Linked DNA regions of Mus musculus: region 1 is linked to region 2. A link is a loop called in an ENCODE intact Hi-C map of the cell type or tissue named here. Cell type or tissue: heart. All regions are shown on one strand. Links, peaks and the distances in the headings refer to the core of each region. The heading gives the core; the rest is flanking DNA.

What was found. A loop is a pair of places that touch in the nucleus more often than their neighbours do. Peaks named below come from ENCODE experiments on the same cell type or tissue, not always from the same donor. Only the 100,000 strongest peaks of a DNase experiment are listed, where the experiment ranks them.
Region 1: a loop joins it to region 2, with 3 times the contacts of the local background. A loop is called at or near these places in 7 of 42 quality-filtered maps.

What each region holds. Positions count from the first base shown.
Region 1 is chr3:149,439,965-149,450,846 of GRCm38, forward strand. Gm30382 (a long non-coding RNA gene) reads right to left here and starts at 5,635. Exons shown (of 3, transcript XR_001784032.1): 1 at 5,138-5,635. A630039O03Rik (a long non-coding RNA gene) reads left to right here. Exons shown (of 6, transcript XR_376220.3): 1 at 1-5,156. In heart, for the core only: a CTCF peak has its summit at 5,544; no DNase peak of the experiment used is centred there; H3K4me3 peaks cover 1,023 bases; H3K27ac peaks cover 923 bases.
Region 2 is chr3:149,348,454-149,359,335 of GRCm38, forward strand. All of the region lies in intron 1 of Gm30382 (a long non-coding RNA gene), which reads right to left. Among named protein-coding and RNA genes, the nearest start is that of Gm26468, 13 kb to the left of the region's middle. In heart, for the core only: no CTCF peak of the experiment used is centred there; a DNase peak (open chromatin) is centred at 5,728; H3K27ac peaks cover 490 bases.

The DNA.
Region 1 (10,882 bases), core at 1,987-9,986, 92 kb after region 2:
GTATTCAGTGGGCTTAGTTCTTCCCTCACACTTTTTTTTTTTTAAGTTGAGCACACGTACACTATTATATTTTTGGGAGAGCACAGCTCCAGTGGTGGAGCATAGAAATATTTTTTGACAAATATAATTTACAAAATTGAAATAATTTGTAAAGAGAACTGGATCTCTTATTGCCCCTGAAACAAAATTGGAGTATATAAATTGGTCTCGCCACATTAAAAAGTAAGCCCGTGAATTGTCTACACGTTAATTAAACACAGACACTCGGCTTAGCATAGGGTCCAGATCTGTGAAAAATGCAATCTGATTTTCATCCTGAATTAATTTAAGCTGCAGCAATTGAGGAATTATTATCATCATTATTTTTACAAACCCTACAAAATCAAAGGCTGAGATATGCGGGAGGAACTTCAGTCACTGTGAACATGGAGGCAGCTGTGGAAGGGAGGGCTCTTTAACTTTGCTGGGAGAAGATTGATAGGAGCCACACAATCACAACACCACCACCAACCACAGCAACAACAAGAAAGACGCGGCGCTGGCTGAATGTGATTGCAAATTTTGGGCTCTTCTTTGCAAAACAGTTGATCTTATGAGCTAGTGAAGTTTAATTTTAAGCTCCCATGTAATGACAACTGTCACTCTGAACTGACTGCTAATACATTTGAGAATTAAGTTGTCTGAATATTTTTTTTCAAACTTCCCTGGAGAGGAATGTCTTTTCGTTTTATTTTCAATTTCAAGGAGCTGACATTATTTTTAGGCAAAAGAATTCAGTGACTGGACTTATGAGTTGAGCAGGGAGGGATAGCTCCTTTTAGTGGCTTGAGGTCAGCTGTGACACCTTGAACTAAATGTATCTTCCTCTGGCCTCTTTCTCTTTGCCTTTCATGGTGGAAATACAACTCCAGTAATTTGACTTGAGAAATCAAATCTGAGTGGAGTGCCTTATAGGCTACTGAACTCACTCAGCAGAGAAGATGGTAGGATAAGCTCAAATTTAAATTGATTCCCAGATTTTCCCACTCCAATGGCTGACATCTAACTTGGCTAATCCATATGAAACTGGTCTATTAAACTAGCTGTAAAGACAAATTCTTGGGCTTTCCTCCTGCCAGCAGGTAGAGAATTTGGACTTAGAAGAGCAGCCCATCTGTCGGATATTTTAAGTATGATTTAAAAAAATACTAGTGTCACACAATGATGGCAAAATTTTTTCTTTTGTTCCCCAATAAATATGTATCTTATACGATCACTACTGTCCAATGGCCTCTACATCTTTTTTTACTAGATTTTATATGGATCCTGTGCCAGTGCTTGTTTATATTGTATAACCACAGGTCAATGATCAGTGTTTGAATCAGATTCCCATGGGTGACCTGTGTAATAGTTCATCTTTTCACACTGGGATGAAAGACAATAGAGGAAGTTTGAAGCTACCACAAACAGGCAGACAGAAGGAAGGCTGCTCTCACTTCTCTGTAAGGAGGGAGTCTTTTCTTTGCCTCACAAAGTGGGCAACACCTATGACATAAAAACAGTTAACTGTGCTGAGTGGCACACAGTCAGCATATTTAAATATTCCCTATCATGCTATCTGTCATCTACTCCTGCTTTGTAAATGGGTTGGTGATATTTTGTCTGGGGAAATTTCCATACAGATGTTCCTAGTGAATAGAACGGCAGAAGAAAGGGCTATTTCAGACTGCATTTGAAGGATGGTTCCACAAGACGGTAGAATATACTTTTCTTATGTGAACTGTTGTTTGGCTCAACATGTTAATTGTTATCAGAACTTCTCTGGAGTTACTAGGAATGGTAGTTAGATAAAGCCCCGGGTTAATTTCCATCAATACCAAGCTCCTTACACCGTTGATATTTCAAACATATAAAAAGCTGTCAATCTTGGTCAGACAGAATAAAGGAGGTGGTTGTTGTAAGACTGAGCAGACATGCCAGTCAATTACAGATGTGATTCTGTGTTCTACTCTACTAGAGTAACCATTCCTGGCATGCCACCAGTGAAATAACTCTTTAAGACTGCTATAATGCTAATACAGATCAAAAGGAAAAGCGATGAAGAAGTTGAAAAACCAGAAAAAGACACCTAGTTCTGGTATGTCCAGACAACAGATGGGTAAGTTGGATAAGATATGTTTGCTATAGGGAGAGGGAAAGAAGTACACTGACCGATAAGCCAGGAAGTCATCGTTATATGTGATTTCAAAGGAAAGGCAGGTTCAAATCCCATGTCTGCACAACTCCATGGCCTTGACAAAGTCAATTAACTTCTCGGAACCTTCATGGTTTTATCTACAAAGTGTGTACAATGGTCCCCTTGACCTGACAGCATTGCTATGAAGATTAAAATTATTGCAAACAAAGCAATAAGGATCTGATAAGTGTCCCCTGGATACCATAACCAATCCACACTCCAATAACAGTTCCAGGGTCTGGGAACTGTTTAGTGTGGCAGAAAGTCTTCCTGAGAAGCTCTGGGTGTGTGCAGATGTAGCAGCATCGGATGCTCTCTGATGGTGCAGATCATTTCTCCTCAGGCAGGGTTGCACATTGCCATGACTCCCACTGAACACTCCCAAAGTTCTGGACAACTTATTAACACCCCCTATAGTATCCTTTTAAGATGGAAATTTATCTTTTAAACTGCATTCGGTAAAACCAGCAGAAGGGACTCAGGGGGGAATAACAAACCACTATTAAATACAGCCGTGAGGGTTCTCGGTGCTCAACATTTTGCTGCAAGGCACACTGAAACGGAGTGGATGTAACTTATCCTGAGCAGTTGCTTGAATGAGTTAGTGGAGGAATGGGAAGTGTACAGATGAAGCAGAGGAACCCAGGGGGAGTTGAAGGCTGTGACCATTTTATTTAGGATGCACAGTAAGACCTGACTAAAGGCATAGGAGGTCGGTCTTTGGAGACTTTCTTGAGGTTAGCAAACAAACGCAAGCATCTATAAAAATCCCTGCTTTTGAAATAGCCCTGTGAAATGATGGCTTGGGATTCCGGGGGGGAATGCCTACAAACCTATCAAATCCATGTAATGTGAATGCAAAGAGAATGTCTAGTTGGCGGCATTTTCTCAGGTCCCCAGAAGAGTGCCTTGCCTAGTTTCTCTGTCTCTCCTTAGCTTGCCTGCTGACAGAGTATCTGTGGTTTCCTTTGTTCTGAAAGGGCACCCTTTAGTTCACAGTAGTCTGAAGTTCGCCCAGCCAGGCTATCCTGTACACTCTCTATCTGTCTGAGTCTCCCTGTGGGGTTTGGGGCAATGAGTGGGACTCCCATCCAAATCCCTTTGGCTGTAGGAGAGTCTCCCTTGACCATAATCCTTTTCCCCCTGTAGTACTGAGGCTCATATGAAAAACTACAATGACAATGACTGCGCAGGACATATTCAAGAGCAGCCCCATGGCTCCCACAGATACTTTCAATCAGCCTTTCCTGGCAAGCCTCAGCTTACTGTACAGCTCAGTAAAAGAGTTTGAAAAGAAACTCTAATTGCTAGGTAAGCCATAAGTCAAATTCCTCTTTTCTCACCGTGAAGGGTTTTTATTACCCACGGCTGTAAATGCCAGCCCCCATCCTTGCAGAATAGCTTTCAGACCAGAGGACAAATAAAATGCTAAGAGGCAAAAGATATGTATCTGTTAAATTCTACATATAGCACCCTAACAAATGCCGGAGGCAGAGAGCTAGCCCTCTGTACAGTAGCAACACTTGTGCCGATGGGCTTCTTTATGCTAGCAATGACAGAGTTCCATGCCCTGCACTACTGGACTCAAAATTCAGAGTGCAATCTTTTCAGCACAGCATTCAGTACCAAAAGGAAAAAGGAAACACACAGTTCTGACACTGAGATATTTTATGTGGATAATAAATCCACCCCCCCAAACTCTACTAACTACAAGTATCTACCTAGAAGATAGAGTCTGAAATTTATGACATCAGAATGATTGGGTATACCAGAAAACATTTTTTCCCCTTCTTTTCAGGACTGTCAACTTTGTTTACTGTTTATGTTCAATTCTATCTCCTACAAGGGATTAAATATCCTTGTCAGAGCCATATGTCAAAATGCAAAATCATATTAACAAAGAGTATGTTCAAAGACAGATGACATTTATCTCCGTTGCAACTGGAATGTTCTAATTATATTTGTACTAATTCAAAAGATTTTTTTGAATTTGTAATTTCATGACATTTTGATGTGATTTAAAGTTAAAATGACTATGGAATGATTAAAATATTATTACAAGTCACTTCAAGGAAACACAGTTGAAGTATTACAAGCTAAGGGATTGCTTTCAGAAATAAGACGTATATTGTACAATCTATTAACCACTTCCACACATTTTTAAACCGAATATAACCATTTGACTATTGAAATCATTCTTAAATAACGATCTCCACTGTGCTATATACATGGCAGGGTTTAAAGAGCCCCTTTACAGTAAAGTTTTCTAAAATACGATTTAAATTTAAAAACAATACCTACCAGCACGTCTAACAACAGTAACGGAATCCAACTAATTGCAACACTTCTGCATAGCCTAGTAATTTGTGAATTGTGCAGAATAAATCTATTTGACAGGCCAGTTAGCAATAGAGCCTCTAGCATGCTGCCATGCCGCAGAATGAAGTAAGAGCTACCGTTTTCTCGCTGATGTCAAAAACATTTCAACAGTTAAATTTTTTTTTTCTTTTCCAGAGAAAATGCTGCAAGAAGGTTCCAGGTTCAGGCAAACAATACACAGCCACCTTCTCACGGTTGAATTTTACACTTGGCTGTAATTGGCAGAAGTTAAACCATCTAAAGAGGTTATTATTTTTTTAAGAGGGAAAACTTGATAGCCAATTGTATTTCTAGGTTAGAGAGTAGACACTCTAATCTTCCTTGCTTGGTAAAACTGAAGCTGGCTATGTGGAAAATAAACATCCAAATACCCCCGCACTTAAACAATTGCACCTACACCGTTAAGTAACAAAAGCCAGAGACACCTGGAATCACAGCATTTGCGCCCTGTGCCAGCAACAATGTAACGCATTCCAGTGACATTTGACAATGAGCAGACAGAAGAGGCATTACACGCGTCTTTAGAAGAATCAGGCTTCCTACCTTCAAGAGACAGATGGAGGTAAGTTCCTTTATAAGAAAAAGTTGTAAGCAAAACCAGGCAGCAGTTGAAGTCAATTGAGTCCTTTCTGCTACTGTATACATACAGCAGTTCTGCAATAAGGGGAGAGATAGAATGGGAGGAGCGGCTGTGAACGAGTGACCTCCTCAGGCTGAGTCCTCTCCGGGAACCACACACTGACAACCAGTTTCTGATTTGCATGGATTATCTCCACTTGACCAGATCCTCCGCAGATACATTTAAAAGGAGCTGGTACAATGGTTAAAATGATGAGAGAGAGAGAGAGAGAGAGAGAGAGAGAGAGAGAGAGAGAGAAACAGACACGAGATCGCAGAGCGTGGATAAGCTGGGGCGTGCAGAATTGTGTCTCAGAAGAGCTACAGCTCCCTCTTCATGCCACAGTTGTAAGATAAGAAATGTTGTCATTACGAGCTGGTTAATCATAGTGAGAAATAGAGCCAGCTTAGTCCGAATGACACCTGCTCTGATTTCTGTGGACATTTTATGAATCTTCTTATATTGTCAGTAGGATTTTAGAGAGTATAACAGAAATATTTTACTAGTATCCAGGTAAACAAATTTAGACAAAGTACCAGTTTTGAATAAGATTAGTGCTTTAATTTGAATGGAGTAGCTGACAAGGGAAGAACATAATTTGCTGAAAGAAATATTGATTTGAATGGGAACTGATCCCTGGCAACTTTTAACATTACTTGCATGTATTCCAATGCAAATAGAAAATGATAATCTAATATTTATGAATAATTGATTGTCTGAAAGAACTCAAATCTGCTGCTGAAAAGAGGTTGTTTCTTTAAATCTCTTTAAATAACTGTTTTCATATTAATTTTCTCCTATGCTACAGATGTATCTTTACATATATAGGTGTTATTCACTTCCCCATTTAGCATCTTCAGAGAGATTGTCTGGTTGGTTATAGATTCATGTTCTCCTTTGAAAGCTGAGAAAGGCAGGAGAGGGTATGATTCTAACTTTTACGAGCAACAGCCACTTGGCAATTCCACAGAAGATCTGGAGCGAAGCGGGGGGGATGTGTTTGAGTGAGTTAGTATGAAGCCTGCCTTGTCTCTGGCAAGAAGCAGCTGCAGAATGCCCAACCAGTCACACGATTAGGCTTCTCTATGGAAAATCGGTAAAACCAGCTGTTGAACCAAACTGGTCACAGTTATGAGGAAGCTGGTGTTGACATGATATGAGCCAAGTGACACAGGTTAGGTATCTTTCAGTGCTAATCTCTCAGCATAAACACACAAGCATTTACAGAGGGCAAGAGAGATCTCCCAGCATCTGCCCTGTTGCTGCTGTTGCTGATGCTGTTGCTGATACTGTTGCTGCTGCTGCTGCTCTGTCTCTCCTGTCAGGAAAGATACTCTGTGACTGACGAGATGGACACATGTGATACTTTAAAAGAAACTGTCAAGGAAATGATAAGGAATTTCCATGAGACTGTAGAAGATTAGGGATTTTGAAAGTGGGCAGACTCAGTGGAAGTAACATTGTTTAGGAGACCATTGCTCATAAGTACTGGGTGAAGACAACAGTTATTTTCTGACATTCTGTAGTCTGATTGTTATGTGAAGGAATGGCTCCTTCCACTGAGTTCCTTTTTCTTCTTTCTTTCTAAATATCATTTGACTACAACTTGTAGATAACTCTGACTGTAACATTATTGGGGTCTTAATACCTTCTTCAGGCTGCAAGCTCTTTGAGTCAAGAACTGTGTAGGTCATAAGCCCTTTAGGACACTTCTCCAGGTAGTCTGAAAGTTCTGTTTATCTAGTTTAGATATTTCACACAATTCTTTTGGTAGAAAATAGATTGAAATTACTGGCCAACTACACTAGTTATTCCTGTAATACCTAGAGTCAGAAATTATTTCTTCCTTATTTTTATGAAATAAAGTAAGGATAATATAGGTGACATGCCATGCACAGGATAGAAAGGCCAGTAGTAGTTGGGTCTGGTTGTGTGTTTTCATGAAACCATGATGTTACATGCCTCCTCCTTGTATTGGGAACATCTTCCTGAAGGTGTTTAGAATTTGAGTTGTAACCTTTTGGTCACCACTACTGACTTGGAAAATTACCAGTATTGTGAACATAGGCATGTTGCTTAATATTTGTAAAAATAGGGGTAACACAATGCCCTCTCTTATATCACTGGCAAAGGTAACAAAGATGAGGTACCTGGCAAACATCTACTCAAGCAGCAGAATCAGAATCTGTTGTTATAATTATTAGAAATCTCTTTCCATTGAGTCAACATGCCTGCCTCTGTGAAGTGTTAGTATGGTGCCCATTAGATGCAGAAAGCAGAGAGTTTCTTTGTTTGTCCTTGGCTCTTTTCTGTTCTTTGAGGGAGACTCATTCCTGGTCCCTGACAACCAGAAGGAATGGCATCTCTACCTTTTTATAACAGACAGAAATAGAAGCACGCTTCTCAGGAGAGCTGGAGAGTGCGTTGTGGCAGCAGAGCCAACCTTCTGCACAGGAATAGGAAATGGCTGGTGTGGTACAACGTGAAGGGCACCCAGAAGCTCTCTGGTCCAGAAATATCTCCCCATCTGTCCCCTCCTATTCCCTGAAATGCCACCATTAGGGGCTCGTTTCTGTGTTTTACTGGCTTTCCATTCTTTTTTTTTTTTTTTTAACTGCACACAGAGTTTGCACATTAACACATTTACACTTGAGTGATACGTGAGTTCACAGTAGTTTCACTCGTTCTATCTGAGATAGTTTCTCTAGCAGCTAGGTGAAGACCAGCATTCCAAGAAGCCAGACTTCAAGTCAGGCAAAGAGGAAACTTGCTTGGTGTGTGCAGTACTGTGGGACAAAAAAGTTGCTGTGTGCATGGAGCCATTGCTACATTTCTTATGATGTATATATTTTTATGTGTATGCATGGTGTTTGTTTGCACATGTATATGTGGGTACATGCATGTGTGATATGCACTTGCACAGGTGTGAGAGTGGATGTGCAAGTTGGACGACAACCTCAGGCAACATCCCCCTTGTTATTTGAGACTGCATAGTCCATTGGCCTTGAACTTGCCAAATAGGCTCTATCAGCTGGATAACAAATCTCTAGGATTTGCTTGTTGCTTGTCCCTGCCTTCTCTGTGCTTATTGTGCGTGTGTGTAAGGGGGGGGGGCAGTGAAGGGAGAGAGAGGGAAAGAAGGAGAGAAAGACAATGACAATTTACTTAATGTTCATAAGATTCTCTTTACTGTGTGGTTGGTATAGAGAATAAAGGCAAGTTACCCAGGAAACGTTTAACCAGTAGACTATTGTTCTAATTACTAGAAATCTGTTTCCATTGTATTGAAATGCCTGCCTCTGTGAACAGTTACTAAGGTGGCATTGGATGTAGAAAGAAGATGGTTTCTTTGTTCTAGGGAAGAAATTTGGGCATTTGTGTGAATGGCAAGTGGGTTCCAGGGTTCCAGCCATGGTCTCCACACTGGCTTGATACATCCAATGCTACCAAGCACAGTTAATTTTCATACATATGAACAGGCCAAGGAGAACTTTGGATAGGTAACAGATGGAGCTGCAGACACCTGTCTGCACATGTTCAAGTACATATGCACTTTTCTAAGCTACTTACCAAGATGTATGAGCACCTTCAGCCTGCCACCAATGAGGATGTAGAGATGTTGGGCCCTGATCCACACAAGAGAGATGAGTATTTATTGACTTCTTAATTTTCTTGTTCATTTGTTCCTTCCTTCCTTCATCCATTCAATAAAAATGAGGAGTGTTTAGAGAAGTGTAGACTGCATATATATGAAAATATATGGCGTTTGTTGTCTTGTCTTACTCCTATGTATGTATCTCATGAAGTAATTGATTCTAGCATTAGAAATCTACACAATGGGAAAGGGCAGAGAAGTGTTGTTGGAGTGAATAAGAAGAGCTCTGCAGACAGGGTGCTGCTGAGAGTCCTTCTTGCGATAGGTCCTACCTTGAGGAGGGAGAGGGAGAGGGAGAGGGAGAGGGTGAGGGAGAGGGAGAGGGAGAGGGAGAGGGAGAGGGAGAGGGAGAGGGAGAGGGAGAGGGAGAGGGAGAAGAGGAGAAGGAGGAGGAGAAGGAGGAAGAAGAAGAAGAAGAAGAAGAAGAAGAAGAAGAAGAAGAAGAAGAAGAAGAAGAAGAAGAAGAAGAAGAAGAAGAAGAAAGAGAGAGAGAGAGAGAGAGAGAGAGAGAGAACAGTAGGAAACACACCAGAAATGCACACAGGTCTCACATGCTCTGAGCATCTTCAGCAGGTGCAAGGGGATGCTGGGGAAGAGGAAGGGATGGGACAAAGAGAGGAGACTGGAACTGAAGAGGCCATGCCTGCTCATTTGCATCTTCTCCCTCCTTTGTCCCTGCATGCCTCACAGCACATATGTAAGTGAGTTTAAATGACAAGGAATGCTGTCTCCAGCAAGAAAAATTAGGAGCAAGGACCAATTAGCTCTTGGATTTCGGTTCTTCTGAACTGGAATACTTCGGTTGCTTGCAAAGTGTTTGGTCCTATTCTTTACTCAAAGTGCTCTATGGCCCATTCATATATGAATTAAAATTAATTGTGTTTGGAGACTTTGGGTGTAGCAAATCAGGGCGGGCATCACTGCTGGAGCCCTGGAACTCCTTTAGCATTGAAAAACTACAGCACTTTGAAATCCTTAGTGAGATGGATTACCAGCATAAATGCCATTAATACTAATGATGGTTAATAATTGGAAAATCATATTTATAAAAACAGCAATGATAATAAAGTCAAACCAGCTAGCACACCTCCCAGTTCTAATCCAAAATGCCACATTAGAGGCTCTCCATTCTCTTTTATTGCCCGAATCTTAGTTATTTTGACATATTTATCCAGAAATTATTGAAGTTTCTACACTTAACCCTGAGATGACAAATTGCTTCTTGTAAATATTACGCTTACAGTAAAATTCACTATAAGATAAATGATTATAGAGATATGGGACCCAGAAGTGGGAAATGTGTTTGAATTATAATAAGGACTGGCTCAACTTAAAACCAATTAATAACTGTCATTTTCTCACAAACACAGGACAAGAAACACCTCCAGAAAGGGCACCTGAACCATGAAAGGTTGAAAAACATACTGATGAACATATTGACTGGATCCATTAGGATTCTTTCAAATCACCTTCTGATAACGGTCTCCTTGCCACCATCCTGTCATATGGAGGCAGAAAGAATGGTTTAGGGTCTGGACAGATGGGTCTATAGTTAACAACATTTACTATTCTTGTAGAGGACCAGGTTTGGATCCCAGCACCCATGTGGCAGCTCACAACCATTGGAAACTATAGTTTCAGGGCATGTGACACTTCTCAAATCTGTGGGCATCAAACATATAAATGGCACATGTGCCTATCTATGTTCAGGCCACAGAATCAGGAAGGCTCTAGGTAATGAATAAGTACATTGGAATTTAAAAAACGTGTTCCTTTCTATTTAGCATAGAACAAGTTTTGCATGGAGTTCCTTCCAATCAACTCTGTGGTCTGAGCTTTAGTCTGTCAGAGAACTGACTCTGCTATTTTATTTCATAAAGTTAATTAATTTGGGGGAAAACTCATATTCTTCCACTCATGGATATTCTTGTTGTCTGCTTTGCAACAGATAGTTCTTAGCAATCAACAAGTCCTACTTGAAGAAAAACCAACTGTTCCTTCTATTTCCTTCACC
Region 2 (10,882 bases), core at 1,976-9,975:
TGAGGGAAGGCAGTCTCTGCAGACATTCCAAGACCAAGGCAGAAGGAATCACTTCTGATTTTTATCACAGATGGTTTTCCACTCAGTTCCTGAGATTCTGATTTGGGTCACACACTCTGGAAGTATTTGTGAGCAAAGTCATTAGCATCTCCATCTAATACCCTCTTTGTTGAACCAAGCTGTCATAGGCTTAATAAACAAGCAGTAAGTGTTTACAGACCAAGTTATGATCTGCTCTGCTCCTTTCTGCTTCTTCTTAGAGTATCTTTTGTCAGGGGTGGGGGGTGGAGGGGGGTCATCCCTTCCTCACCATTGTTAAGCAGGGTGTGTCGACATCCTGTTTCTTTATGTAATTATCCTTTTAGGATCTGTGATAGTTTTGTCTACTAAAATGACTACCCTCTAACTGTGAGGCTACTGGTGCAGGATTCTAACAAAGAGATTGTCTTGTACAAAGAAGGGCACTGGTGACTCTCAGTTAAGAATGTGATGAGTTGAAGGTATTTTGTAGTAGTTGAAATCAGCGAGTCATTGCGAATTCTTCTGTGATACTAGTAATTTCTTTGTAACATCCTTCTAATTGCAGCATATAAAAGAGACAAATGTGAGTTGGACTCTATACATAGCATATTAATCTTGTCTTTTCTGGTTAAAACCGTTTAAGCTCCCACTTCTAGTACAGTTGAACAAAGCAGAAAGCTCTAGTTTTTGGTGCTTGGCTGACTAGCTTCTGGGTCCCCTCCTTTATGAATTGTTTATTTTTAGTTGGAAATGTGTAGGCCAGAAGAAATCTCAGGGTTGCAGGTGGCCTGCGATTAGCTATATGGGAAGTGAAGATGATCAAACTTCCTTCTAGACCCTATGAGTCAAACCCTTTTGAAACAATGGGGAGCGTGTGTCATGTAATTTTCAAGTCTTGTATACAAATGACGGCACTTCTCTGCTTGAGACCTCGTCTTAAAGACAGGACCTGTTTCCTAGAGCCTTTCCATCACACAGCAAATCTGGAGTCTGCGATTAGACTCAAGAGCTATTAAACAGTGCCAGAGACAGGAGGGGGACTTCCACAGCATTTCCTTCTAGCAAAATAATACTCTCCAAGGAGCAGCCTCAGCCTTAGGTCAACCTGACTCAGTGGGAAGAGCGCCACCTATTGACCGTGGCCGCAGAGCGACAGCACCTGGCCACCCTTCCAGCTTACCCCCACCCCACCCCCTTTCTCTAGAGGGCTGAGGATAATGACCTTCTGAGGTGGTCTGAAGTTCACCTAAGTGTTTTCATATCACGCCTTATAATTTGAGGCAAACACATGAATTTAAATCAGTTTTTCAAACAACCAGGCCTCTCTTCTCATTTACTAGAATGGGGGGAAAAATCGGTTTTATTACCTTAAAGATGCCAAACAGTGCCATTTTATTACTGTGGGAACCTGGAAGTCATTTCCGAACTCTTTTGGCAAGGGTGCTATGCAGAGCGTCCAATTCGGCCCTTTAAGTGTCTTCTGAGAACCACCACACAGGCTGTGATTTACTGTCTCCAGGAGTTAAAGGGACCCTTTCTACCCTGAGACTGAAGAAAGAAAGGTGAAGTGTGTTTACCAGGCATCCCAATGAGACTTGCAAGACCAGGAGACGACTCTGAGCAGGAGGCAAAGACACTTTGAGGACACACACTTTTTCAACATGTAATTCTTATTTTGGTACAAAGGAAACTTAGGTTGAAAGTTCTTCAAAGTCTTGGCAGTTTGTGTGTATATTGATAAATGGGTTTTCTGGCCGGAGTCACATACATCTTACAGTTGATGGTGATATGGCTGGTTTACCCCTCTCTTCCTTGTATTGGAGCCCAGAAAGGGTTTAGCATACTTCCATGGCAATACAAGGTTGTAGGTAAAAACACATAAATAGAAGCAGGAATAATGGTACACACACATCTGCGATCATAGCACTGAGAGACAGAGGATTAGGTTGGACGATTAAGAGTTCAAAGCTAGCCTCTACCACTCAGTGAGTTCGAGGTCAACCTGGGCTTCTTGTGAGCTTGTCTCTAGACACATCTGAACATATACATTTATACATATACACCTGAATACATATATACCTATATGTGTATACATATATATATATATATATACACACACATATAACTTTTAAACAACCAAAACCTAAAAATAGCATATATGCATAAAATAAGTATGTTTTTTATATATAATATGTACATTCATATTATATATAGATACATATTTTACATATATATGTAAAATACACACATATTGTGAAGGTACAAAAGTTGCACCAACATATTCAATGGGCTAAACACAATTAAACAAGAGTTAAAAAGATGTTTTCATATTTCCTAATTTGCAAGCAGAAGATGGAAAGACTCCAGCCAGCCTTGTTACTGTTCACTAGTAACAAACAGGAACTTTAATTTCTGTGCTCTCGGTTGACACATCTCTAGTGGCTGATTTCATGGACTCTCAAAGATACACTATCATCGGTGTTAATTACAACATGTGCACACACATATCTTTTCTGCCTTTTATGTTATTTTGAGTGTGTGTGTGGGGGGTATGTGTGTATGTGGGGGGGTATGTGTGTGTGTGTGTGGGTATGTGTGTGTGTGTGTGTGGGAGTATGTGTGTGTATGTATGTATGTGTGTGTGTATGTGTGTATATGTGTGTGTGTATGTGTGTGTGTATGTGTGTGTGTATGTGTGTGTGTATGTGTGTGTATGTGTGTGTGTATGTGTGTGTGTATGTGTGTATGTGTGTGTGTATGTGTGTGTGTATGTGTGTGTATGTGTGTGTGTGTGTGTGTGTATGTATGTGTGTGTGTGTGTGTGTGTGTTTGACAGGCTTGCCCATTTGTTGCCCATAGTCATAAGCATTAGGAGTGAAACCACAGAGACAAACAGGACATTTACCCAGGGGACTTACTATACTGTGTATAACTGGCGCACACTGGACTCTGTTTAAATATCTAAACAAAAAATATCAAATAATGTTGTGATATAATCACGGAAATAATTGTTCAGTCACATAAAAGATGAGAAGCTGCTGATGCAAAAGAGTTTGATAAATTTCCTTTTCTTGACAAAACTCCGAACCACTGATTTCAAGGAGAAAGGCCAGTCTTCCCTCTGCATTTTCCTGCTTTGATGATCACTGTCAGAAGCAACTCTCTAAGAAGAACGTTCTTTCTTTCCCCGTGGTAAACAGCTCAAAATCTTTCAAGGGCAATGCCTCTCCAATAATGGCATGCTTTTCTCTTTTTGTTTATCTTGATTAAATAAGTAACCCATCAATTAATTGTTGTAGCACTGTGGAACAAACCTCTGGCCTTGGGCACTCTAGGCAAGAGAGTGCCTACTGCTGAGTTACATTCCTGGCCCTTAGCAGTATTCCACATTCATAAGCCATAAAATAAAGCTATCAGTAATGGCAGCCTGTAGTTTTCACATGTGTTTCTGTAGGTGATATCATTTTCTTGCAAAGATGTGGTTATTAATGAGGAAATCGTTCTATTTCATTTATTTTTGTTCTGCCAGGCAGGCTCTGTCACTGGGAGAAGACATAAATTACTGGAAATTGTGTGCACTCTGCTTTCTAGCACTCAGGCGATGTATCTATCCTAAAGTAGAGCCTACACCCACCAGGTTTAGGATGGAGTGTTTTCACTGTGGAATTGGACAAAGGTAACAGAGGCCAGGTTCTGCAGTAGCATCTTTCAGATCAGTGGCCAAGAATTAAGGAGGACTCTATCTAGAGCCAAGGAGGACTCCCTCTGGAGCCATCAGTGAGGGCCATACTGCTCTCTGCAATGGTGACTAGAACCCAAAGCCTCCTTCCTTGAAGGGGAGGAAGAGCGTTGAAAGGCTCTGATGCTCCTCTGAGTGGAAGGAAGAGGAGCTTCCTAAGAGCAAACATAATCAGTGCCTTTCTGAATCTGCGCCAATGGCTATCCCAAAGAAAAAACAAAAAGCAGAATTATGATTTATGATGGGCCAAGAGTGTTTCTCTTTATAAAACCGCGCAGCGTCACCTCACCCAATTCCTGTATTTGATTCCATTTACTTAGTTTATACCCGCCTCTACCCATCTACCACTTGATCACCAATCTAACTCAACTCCATATTTGTGTCCTGTTATTCTTTTATCTCTTCATAAAGCTAACCTATTTGGGTTCCTTACCCACAGAGGTCATGTGCTTCATGCCTCATTCAGACACTATTAGCTAATGGCAGGAAGGAAGACACGGAAGTGGGAGTCTCCTCTCTCAAGTTGCTTGAAAGGCTCCCATGGGACTGAGAAATCGAAGCTGGTTAGCACGGTAGGGGGACAGGAGGTGATAATTGCTCATCGACGATTGAGAGGCTTGTAAGTCACATCCCTGGTTCTGGGAAGTCTGTCACAAGAGTTCAAGTGTCAGAGGTAAAAGGTAAGAATTAGGTGGTGGTGATGGGGACAGGTAGTTCAACGCACAAGGTCTCATGCCTGTAAAACATGCCATTGTTAAGAGTTTATTTCTGGTCACAAGATGACAATGTAAAGGAAGCAACTCCTTGTCACACAATATGAAGCAATGATTCAGTTCACAGTGACCCAAGGAGGTGACAATGTACAGCTAAGCTCCCTGCCTCTGGAGGCAGACTCCCAGGGTGTGAATTTTGACTTTTGTTTCAGTCTCATTTCTTGCAAAGTTAGAAACAGCTGTCCATCTCAGGGTGAAGACTAAACGAATTTAAACATGAGAAACTCAAATGCACATAGCTTAAAAGAATATCATGACATACATGGGATATTTAATCTCATATAGAGTGAGAGGAACAGTTAGTTAGTTAGTAAGGGTGAGGGTGTTTCTAGAGAAGATTACTACCTAAGGTCAGAGAGACTCATCCTGAGTTGACTGCACCATCCAATAGACTGGAGACTAGGATGTGTCAGTGAAGAAGAGGAAAGCTATTAGCACAAGCCTTGCCCTCTGCTCTGCAGCCCACCACAACCTGAGCCCTTCTCCCCTGTAGGGCTTCCCTAGCATGCTGGCCTGAAAGTTCTGAGATAGCCCAATTAGTTTCCTCTTCCTTCCATTGTTTGTTCCAGGTATTCATTACAGCCAAGGAAAGTCTCACAAACAGAAGGAGTATAACTGTAATTTAAGGGAAAGTCAACTACTGCCTGTGTTTGTGAGACTTTCCTTGGGTAATGAAGATTATTGATAACAACACAATTGTCCTTCGAGGACATGTCACAGGCCATATATAGTGGGGTTCACTATACCCAACAACCAGAGGCTTCCTCCTCCATAAAACTTAAAACCTGTACAAGATGGAGAAAAATACCGGAAAGAATGCAGATGCCCTGCACTAAAGCTTTTTTTGCTACCTTCAGATTGGGGCCTTTTAGAAAGAAACTCAATGCCCGTACTTGTCATGCGCCAGCGTGCAAACTGCACCTGTGTGTTTCTCACGGGCTGTTCTGAACATCAACTATGGTGGTGTGCGTATGACTAGATTCACTTGAAGTTCTGTTCCCTCGTCCAAGAAAACCTTTAAGAGGTGAAGAGAATGAATAAAGGCTAATCTAAGCATTCTGAGGAAAATATCTTTCCTAAAATACACTCCCCAGTTTGAGGGATCACATATAAATAGTCGTGCCAGCTCTGGAAAACACTCTTGAATGTTACTGCTGACTTTGATAGCCGGCCTTGGCATCTCTGCCAGAACTTGCTCTCTGTTGCGGTTATTCTTAGCATACCCTTGGATAATGCTGTAGGTTAAATGTGGATGGCTCCTCCTATCACGCTGGAGGCAGTAATAATGGCAACTAAAGCAGTCATCTGGAGGATGAGCTAAGCATGAATGTCTTCTAACATGAAGCCTCTTTCTAATGTGTACATAAAAGGTATATGATATATATATATATATATCATATAACACACACATGTACACATATAACGATATGTGAGGATATATTAATATATATTATATAATATGTGTGCACACACATCTCTCTATATATCTCATATATATGATATATATATATATATATCATATATATATCCTCACATATAATCTTTAGAGTAACCCATGAGAAAATAGCATAATAGTAACTGAGTAAAACGCATTGAACATACTAACCTCTTTGCTGGGTATAGATCACATGTACTATTAAAGATTGCTAATCTTGTATAAGATAGAAATCCAAACTAAAAAAAAACAACCAACCAACCAAAACAAAAAACAAACAAACAAACAAACAAACAAAACAAAAAACCAAACCTCTAAACTATTAGGAAAACAGATATTGTACCAGATCTTTTTCTGGAATTGCTTTTTAATTGCAAATATTGTTTTATATCTCTGAAGCCAGTCGATTCGAACAGTATATGCAGACCAGCTTTAAATAAATTGTGCAGAGCTCCATGCTGTTAAAGTCTTTGGTCTCTCCAACATTTTTGCTGCGTCTCCCTGACATACCAATTACTTAATACTGCTACATCTAAAGCCAGGGTTCGTTAGTCTGCCTGAAGGAACACAGAGGTTCCAAGCTGGCATAGCTTCTATTTTATTTTTTTTTTTTTTCCTTGCCTGCAACCTGATTTCTTCTGGGTCTGACCTAATTCCTTTGATGCCCGGGGCTCGGAGGCCAGGGCTAATCTGGAGGAAAGGTGAGACAACTGATAGAAAGGCAAAGGAAGGAGAGAGCTGCACCCGGGAGCTGTGCTCTTCAAAGCCAAAACCAGCACCGGCGAAGCAAATCGCCCAAGTTCTACCCTAGTTTGTAGAGAGGAACTCGACGCAGTGTTTATAACACAGGTCTCTCCTCTATCTTGGTTCTATTAGGTAGCTAGTCAGCACTTTACAGCTAGGGCAAAGTGTCGTGGGGGGATGCAGGGTTGGGGCACGATAGCAAACTGCTAATTGGTAGCATGGCACCAGGAAACTCAAAGTAAGGAAAAAATGTCTGCTTAGAAAGAGGCCAGCAGCAGCACTGCGGAAGCCATCATCATGGAAAAGGGTTCCACAGAAGGTCACGTGATCCTCTCAGCTCTGTTCCTAGACTTTGGAACGTGCCGTGATTCAGGCTTTCCTAGACCTGTCCATTTATTTATTGTACCTCTGGGTCTGTTCTCAGGAGCTGTTTCCCGTTGCGAGGCAGATTCTTCTTACCGCTCAAATGCGCTTCAGACATCTTGTAGTCATTAAAGCGCCTAAGGCAGGGCCAAGGGGGCAGATTTTCCTAGCGTCTTCGCTCATCTTGATTTTGGATTACTTTGAGTCTTGAAAAGCAGGAAAATGACATTGTAAGCAGTGACCCCCCTTGCTTACAAACGGCACGTTTCTTTGTTTGAAACGTGAAGAAGTCATAATTTTTCATGGATCTACAGAAAAGGGGTGGCGGTGGTGTCCACTTGTGACCTGAAGAATGAGGGCTTACAACGCCATCCTGACACCTGCGACCATCAGAAGAGATAGATGCTCCATCTAAAGCAAGGAGATTCTCAGTGGCGGGATCCATCCTCAGCACAGTGCCCTGCCTCACTACCAGGCGGTTGTCTTATACTCCACCAACGTTCACAGTCATACAGTGCTTGGCTTCCCAACTCGGTATTCACGCGGCATCCAAGTTCATGTTTCCTAACCGTATGGACAGCTTGCGGACTCTAAGCAGACAGGAGCCACTGAATTTTGGAGCTTTCACTCTGGCCTGCCTTGGGTGCCTAATTGATGCAGCTTCGTGTTTCAGGATATAGATTCGGATTCGAAAACCTTATCTTAGGCATTTTTTAAGACCAATTTATTCATGGACTATTTATAATGTTACTTGACACAAACCTTATTATTATTATTTTTTGTGGTTTTGCAATGAAAAAAAAAAAAGAAAAGAAAGAAATGAAAAGCAAGAATGTGACTGGTCCTGAGTTTTGGCACCAGATGAATGAGATAAAGAAAAAAAAGGAAAGAATCCGACTGCCCCGAAGTATGGTGGAGGAGAAGGTTTATTGTAAATAAAAGGGAGAGCATAGCCAAAGGCTAGGGCATCTAGGAGAGTCCAGAGTGGACATGACCCTGAACCAGGCCTTGTGAGGAAAGGGGACGGTGGGGGAGAGGCAGACCTAGAGTCCAGGAAAGTAAAGGTTAGGAAAAAAAAAAGACCTGGTAACCAAAACGGTTGGATTATGTAGGGGAGGGGAGCTGGGGGAAGGACTGCCCAGCCCCTGGATTGGAGAAGATTAGGTTTATACCAGCATTGCAGACCCTGTAACTGGTAGGGACTGAGGGCTGCAGGGAGAGCCTGGTGGCCAGGTTCTGCTTTGATATGCTAATGACACCCCAGTTAGCCCTTTATCCCAGGTTTGAGACCCAGCATCCAGGAACAGTAGGTTTGCATGGTTTATATTTTCTTTTATACTTTTCTATTTGAATAGTGTGTGCAGCAGGGAAAGGGCACGTGGTGAGAAAAATGTTCCTATTAGGAAGGGAGACTAGGAAGAGGCAGGGAAAGAGTGAGAGAGGAAGAGGAGAGAGAAGAGAGGGGAGACAGAATCAGATAACTCATAACATATGAAAGTAACAGCTATAATTAGTTATAGTCAGAGTACTGGAGTGAGTTAGAAGGCATAGGCAGCGCTGTGTAGTGTTGCTCTGTTTTACTTAGCGTGAGCCCACAGAATCAACATTTATACACTGATGGAAAATGTTGGCAGTTTGATCTGTTTCTGTAAGAACTGGAAAGGTCACTTTAAAACAACATTGCTCTGTGCCATCTCCTACTTGACACAAAGAAGTAGAAGGTCATTTATCAGAGTGAGCTGGGGCCACTTTACCTGGCTGGCCCCTCCCACATAGAATAATGAGCACCCAAGACCAGAAACATCCATCTTCAGTTTAGACCTGGGACCATACCTGACCCCTCGCCCCCTCCCCATGTTTAGAGGTTTACCCTGCTTCTTTTGAGATCCATTGTAACACACGTGTTGAGCAGGTAAAAGATTAATTTGCATTTGTAAACATGTAAACCCTTGAGGGCAGTTGTATTTATGCACAGGTGAACCAGGATCTTTTAGCAGTAAATCTATGCAGTTGACATTTTTATGCCTCTCTCTCTCTCTCTCTCTCTCTCTCTCAAATTATTTTAAGCACAGGTCTAAGCACACAAACAGCTTAGTCTCAATATTAAGCTGCTTGTTGAATTCATCTTTGGGTTTATGATATAATTTATGTGGTTCATAAACAAATATTAGGTACAAACTTTATATGTATATACATTTATTTTTCTAAGATACCAACATTTTTATTACTAAATACAGTAAAGGAATAATTTATTTCTATCTTATTAAAACAACCGCCCATTCATAAATGACTCCAATTATACTAAAATAAGAAGACACTCTAAAAAAATGAGCAAGATCTTCTTATAGAACATCTAGAAGAGATTGTTTCTATTCTTGCTTTTTTTTTAATATATATACGAAATTATGAGGCTCGTTCGGTCGAATGGCTCCACATAAGCTGTGCTCTGCAAAATTCCCCTGCACACAATTTTATTTTTACAGAATTCTGATGAGCTGCGTGCAGTGCTGTGGAATCCTTCAAGCGAGCTAGACCTAATGCTTATGATAATGATCATAGCAATTACAAACACAATAGATACCCATCGCCTCTGATGAGGTCTGAATTCCCTAAGAAAGGGAGACCCATCCCTCTTCGTGAGTTCTTCCGTTGTCACAGCCTCATTGTTGATAACTAATAGGCAAAAATGGAAGGAAGAGATGCTCTAAAGCCACAGGGAAACAAAAGCAAAGCGCCTCTCTTCCTCCACGTGCTCTGCTAACCCCTTTCTCAGATGATCTTGGCAGCTCTACCTCTCTGCCTCACTCTCCTGCTAACCTCTCAAGGCTAGCCAAGCCAGCTCCTCCCCCCTCCCCTCTCTCCTCTCTCCCGCTGTTTCATTACATTTTCTTATGTGCATACCATCAAGTCCTCTTGGACACATAATAAGATTTGTGCCAGACTATGTTTCTTGGCTTTAATGGTTAGTTAGCTTTCCAGAATACACATGCAGCTTTATACATGCTTTTATTACTGACATCATGAGAACGCATCGCTCCTATGTTTACAATCGGGTGCTCACCCTTAAATAAAAGCCAGGAGACCCCTGGTTGTTTAAGGGAATCTTTGAAAAGCAGAATAAAAACAGCTGTTATCTGCTCGAACCATTTCATTTGCTTTCCTGATCTGCATGGTAATGATGTGTAGCAGTGGGCAGTCTCCTGTGTTCATTATCCACCGTACATCACAGCCTCATTCAGGTCTGAATTAGGGCTCTGTCCCAGAGTTCCAACACAATCATTTCACCCTCACATCTAGCAGGTGCTGGTGTTTGGGGGGCAGGAGACACGGGAGCATAAAACACCTATGCTTGCTCCCCACTGACCTCCAGCTTCAAGAGGCTGGATTTCATAGGCAGGGTGGGTTTGAAAGCACAGCCAGCTCTTTACTGAAATCTCATTCACCAGGAACACATTGCACACATCCTCTTGTCAAACAAACGAACAATAGGGTGGTCCTTATTAATCAAAGCCTGGCTAAACTAAGTACAGATGGGAGGGAACAGTGGACTTCTCCATGAAGATTTCTAGAAACAGGAGGAAATGTCTTTCACTTTCCTTCGAGAGAGAGTGGTCAGAAAAGAACTCAAATCAAATTAAGTCCAAATGAAAGAAAACAACAGAAATAAATAGAAAACTTTCAATCCCATTATTGTCAGGATCCAAAGTGGAGGGGAGGGCTGATGGTCCTTCCTGACTGCCAGTCAACTCCACCGTCCCCCAACTCATTCTGAGGATGCAGTACTACCCGAATTCTTAAGACACCAGC